Linked DNA regions of Homo sapiens: region 2 is linked to region 1. Evidence: read pairs that join two places in POLR2A ChIA-PET (ENCODE). Cell type or tissue: Panc1. All regions are shown on one strand.

Region 1 (2,500 bases):
TTCCCACAACCCTGGGTCCTCCTGCCTAGAACAGTGTTCCCTTCTCTGAGGTTGGCTCTAACTCTCCCTCCAGGCCTCACTTCACTGTCATCATCTTGGAAAGTCTCCCCTGACAGCTCCCACACAATCTATTGCAAGTCCCCCACTGTCCCCTCTTAAAGGACTCTGGTCTTTTCCTTCATAAAAATAATCACACCGGGCGCAGTGGCTCACGCCTGTAATCCCAGCACTTTGGGAGGCCGAGGCGGGTAGATCACAAGGTCAGGAGTTCAAGACCAGCCTGGCCAAGATGGTGAAATCCCATCTCTACTAAAAATACAAAAATTAGCCGGACGTGGTGGCAGGCACCTGTAATCCCAGCTACTCAGGAGGCTGAGGCAGAGAATTGCTTGAACCTGGGAGGCAGAGGTTGCAGTGAGCTGAGATCACGCTACTGCACTCCAGCCTGGGTGATAGAGACTCCATCACAAAAAAAAAAAAAAAAAAAATTATACATATATAAATATATATATATAAAAATATATATAAATATATAAATATATATAAGTATATATAAATATATAAATATATAAATATATATAATATATATAAATATATAAATATATATAATATATATAAATATATAAATATATATAAATATATATGAATATATATAAATATAAATGAATATATATGAATATATATAAATATATATGAATATATATAAATATATATAAGTATATATAAATATATATAAGTATATATGAATATATATAAATATATATTCATATATATAAATATATATGAATATATATATAAATATATATAAATATATATGAATATATATATATAAAAAATAAAACCACAATTTGGAACACTCTATGTATGTCTTGGGTTTTCATTGTTGGTATTTTTTAATGCCTATTGTCCCCGACTAGGCTGTGTGCTCCATGAGGACAAGAAGAAGGACTATTCTGTTCACATCTCATTACTCAGCACCTTGTTTACGGCACATAGTGGGTATAAATAAATGCTCAATAAATGATGAATAGGCCGGGTGTGGTGGCTCATGCCTGTAATCCTAGCACTTTGGGAGGCTGAGGTGGGGGGATCACCTGAGGTCAGGGGCTTGAGACCAGCCTGGCCAACATGATAAAACCCTGTCTCTATTAAAAACACAAAAACTGGCCAGGCATGGTGGTGCATGCATGTAATCTCAGCTAATTGGGAAGCTGAGGCAGAAGAATCGCTTGAACCCAGGAGGCAGAGGTTGTAGTGAGCCAAGATTGTGCCACTGCACTCCAGCCTTGGAGACAGAGTGAGACTGTCTCCAAAAAAAAAAAAAAAAAAGAATGGATGGCCAACCCCATCATCTCCATCAATCATGCTGAGATGATCAATCACTTAAAAATGGTTACAGGGGCCGGGCATGGTGGCTCACGCCTGTAATCCCAACACTTTGGGAGGCCAAGGCAGGTGGATCACTTGAGTTCAGGAGTTTGAGACCAGCCTGACCAACATGGAGAAACCCCGTCTCTACTAAAAATACAAAATTAGCCGGGTGTGGTGGCACATGCCTGTTATCCCAGCTACTCAGGAGGCTGAGGCAGGAGAATTGCTTGAACCCGGGAGACAGAGGTTGCGGTGAGCCGAGATCGTGCCATTACACTCCAGCCTGGGCAACAAGAGCGAAACTCCATCTCAAAACAAACAAACAAACAAACAAAGAACATAGATCAAATAATAGAACCTTGGCAGGGTGTGGTAGCTCACACCTGTAATCCCAACACTTTGGGAAGCCAAGGCGAGTGGGTCACTTGAGGTCAGGAGTTCAAGACCAGCCTGGCCAACATGGAGAAACCACGTCTCTACTAAAAATACAAAAATTAGCCAGGTGTGGTGGCATGCATCTGTGGTCCCAGCTACTCAGGAGGCTGAGGCAGGAGAATTGCTTGAACCTGGGAGGTGGAGGTTGCAGTAAGCCGATATCACGCCACTGTACTCCAGCCTAGGCGACAGAGAAAGACTCCGTCTCAAAAAAAAAAAAAAAAAAAAGAACCACATGTAAGAAATACTGCTGTGTGGGCCATACGTCTGGCAGGAAAGCCCACTATGAGAACTCCCGCCATGTTCGTCCCTACCCTAATGTACCTTAGGTGGCACACCCAGGGAGAGCGAGAAACTCTCTCATCCTAATCGCTGTAGTATAGCAGAATAACATGACAGGCCAGCAGGACAATGAAGTCTACGCTGCCCAGCTCTTTTTCTGGGTGGAAAGCCCTCTTTCCCTCACAGAATTTCCATCCATGGAGAGCAGTGAGCAATGCAAAGCATTACAACCATTTTTCTTCCAGCTATTTCTAGGCACACAAATAACATCTAAGGACTCAAGGCCAGCCTGAGAAACAATTGAGCCAGGAAATACTCAAGCCAGTGCAGAGGTAACAGAGCCTAAAAAAGTTAAAAGCAGAGGGCGATGCCTTCATGGCGAGCTTCCTGGCTTTTCCCAGACAGACTGCCT
Region 2 (2,500 bases), 77 kb after region 1:
CACACAGCCTTATAATTCCTCCCATGCCCCTCTGCCTCCTGCTGTCCTACCCCCCTTCACACCTACCTATTCTCCAGGAAGAACATGGTTTCCACCAAGATCCAGGACACCAAAGGCTGCCGGGCGTGCTGTGTGGGTGAGAGAGAGCTTCACGGGTGTGCAGAGAGTGGGCGGGGCCAGGCCAGAGGAGGGGCTTGAACTGCATCCACCTGAGAAGGTTACAGAGTTAAGGCAATGTGTCCAGAACCCAGAAGATGGGTGGTAGTGTGGGTGGCGAGGAGGATAGAGGGCATTGATCTTGACTCATCCTTGCCCATGCCACAGCGGAGGGTGCGAGCTCTGGGGGCCCGTTCCTGTGCGGTGCATTGGAGACGTCCGTTGTCCTGCTTCAGTGGTACCAGCCCATGAACAAATTCCTGCTTGTCCGGGTAAGGGGCTTGGGAGGGTGCTGGGAACTCTGAGGAGTGGGTGGCTAAGGCCTTGCACCCTTTGCGCTTCTATCAAGAGCTCCATGAAGCCCCACCTCCGTCGAGGCCCCGCCCCAATCTCCCGAGGCCCCGCCCACCTGCGGTCTGCGCTTGGAGCCTCGTCCTTCTGAAGCCATCCTGATCCTTAAGCGCCGCCCCTCACACCTGGGCCTAATTATTCCTCAGGCTCAATGCTGCCACTCCCTGGGTGTCCTAGTAGAGCCCATTTAGAGCCTGTCTCTTTGAGTGTCTAAGCAGGTTTTGCTATCTTTGGGGCCCTGCCCGTCTGCCGCCAAGGTGGCATGCCCCCACATGGAAGCCACACCCACTCGGAGGTCACGACCCCCGTTCCCGCGGAGGCACCAGGCCTTATCCCCTGACATTTCTAGACGGCATCCCCCAAGACTTAGGGCCCTGGTTCGGAAGTCCCAGGCCAGCTACAAGCCACGCCCCCTGAGGCCCCGTCCTGAACCACCCCCTAGCCCGCCCCTCCCTGTGCGGCCCGCAGCAGGTGCTGTTCCCACTGCCGACGCCTCTGTCCGTGTTCGCGCTGCTGACCGGGCCAGGCTCTGAGCTGCCCGCTGTGTGCATCGGCGTGAGCCCCGGGCGGCCGGGGAAGTCGGTGCTCTTCCACACGGTGCGCTTTGGCGCGCTCTCTTGCTGGCTGGGCGAGATGAGCACCGGTGAGTGGGGCGGAGTCTTGCTGAGGGCGGGGCTTATCAGATCCGGAGGGGCGGAGCTGGAGGCGGGGCTTCGCTTAGCCTGAGGCACTACGGGACTGAGAAAGGGCTGGAAGGGCGGAGAAGGGAGAATGGCAGGTTTTAGTTAACTGGGGAGATTGATGATGGGGTGGGACCGGGATGGTGGGCGGGGTTTAGCCCACTTGCTTGTGAACTGAGGCGGTGGCTAAAGCACAGGTACTGGCCTTCTGGGGGTGGTGTGGGGAAAGGGGAATGGGGTGGGGTCAATCCTTAACCCACTCCCCCCAAACAGAGCACAGGGGACCCGTGCAGGTGACCCAGGTAGAGGAAGATATGGTGATGGTGTTGATGGATGGTGAGAACCCTCCTTCCTCCCCTTCCTCCCCACCCCTCCAGCTGCAGTCCCTAGATCTCTGCCTCCGAACTTGTGCTTCTCAGAACCCCCTGAGCCCCTCTGGGCCTTGCCCCTGTCCTACATAGCTTTCACACTGAATTTATGGATTGGTCCCTTAGTAACCCTCTAAGCCTTGCTCACAGTTCTTAAAACCGTCTATCTCCTTCCAGGCTCTGTGAAGCTGGTGACCCCGGAGGGGTCCCCAGTCCGGGGACTTCGCACACCTGAGATCCCCATGACCGAAGCGGTGGAGGCCGTGGGTCTGTGCAGGGACGGGAGAGCCCAGGATCAGGGGTGGAAACTCAAGTGATCCCCAAGGGTAACGGGCATTGCTTTCTCCCCAGCTATGGTTGGAGGTCAGCTTCAGGCCTTCTGGAAGCATGGAGTGCAGGTGTGGGCTCTAGGCTCGGATCAGGTAAGCCCCTCCATCCAAACTCCACATCACTGCCCCCCAGCCTCCATCATGACATTCATCAGATGGGCTCCGAGAACTCCTGAGTCAGAGTGTGAAGTCCTGGAGGGGAAACATCTTCCAAATTTCAGTTCAGATAGATCCCCTTCTTTGCCCCAGGATTTATTTTTTATTTTATTTTTATTTATTTATTTATTTAAGACGGAGTTTCACTCTTGTTGCCCAGGCTGGAGTGCAGTGGTGCGATCCCGGCTCACTGCAACCTCCACCTCCCGGGTTCACGCGATTCTCCTGCCTCGGCCTCCCAAGTAGCTGGGATTACAGGCATGCGCCACCACAGCTGGCTAATTTTTGTATTTTCAGTAGAGACGGGGTTTCACCATGTTCATCAGGCTGGATGGTCTTGAACTCTTGACCTGGGGTGATTCACCCGCCTTGGCCTCCCAAAGTGCTGGGATTACAGCTGTCAGCCACCACACCCGGCCTATTTTATAGATAGATAGATAGATAGATAGATAGATAGATA

What was found. Peaks named below come from ENCODE experiments on the same cell type or tissue, not always from the same donor. Only the 100,000 strongest peaks of a DNase experiment are listed, where the experiment ranks them.
Region 2: POLR2A ChIA-PET joins it to region 1 with 15 read pairs; 3 of 35 experiments call an interaction of 5 or more read pairs at or near these places.

The regions. Positions count from the first base shown.
Region 1 is chr19:38,671,773-38,674,272 of GRCh38, reverse strand. The region is part of intron 1 of ACTN4 (actinin alpha 4); the gene reads right to left. Among named protein-coding and RNA genes, the nearest start is that of ACTN4, 25 kb to the right of the region's middle. In Panc1, no CTCF peak of the experiment used is centred here; no DNase peak of the experiment used is centred here; H3K27ac peaks cover 1,680 bases.
Region 2 is chr19:38,594,962-38,597,461 of GRCh38, reverse strand. It overlaps MAP4K1 (mitogen-activated protein kinase kinase kinase kinase 1), which reads left to right. Exons shown (of 31, transcript NM_001042600.3): 24 at 78-136; 25 at 325-428; 26 at 976-1,150; 27 at 1,461-1,523; 28 at 1,733-1,822; 29 at 1,907-1,977. MAP4K1-AS1 (MAP4K1 antisense RNA 1) reads right to left here and starts at 1,115. Exons shown (of 3, transcript NR_134907.1): 1 at 1,026-1,115; 2 at 67-209. RefSeq lists an enhancer at 228-728. In Panc1, no CTCF peak of the experiment used is centred here; DNase peaks (open chromatin) are centred at 720 and 1,171; H3K4me3 peaks cover 846 bases.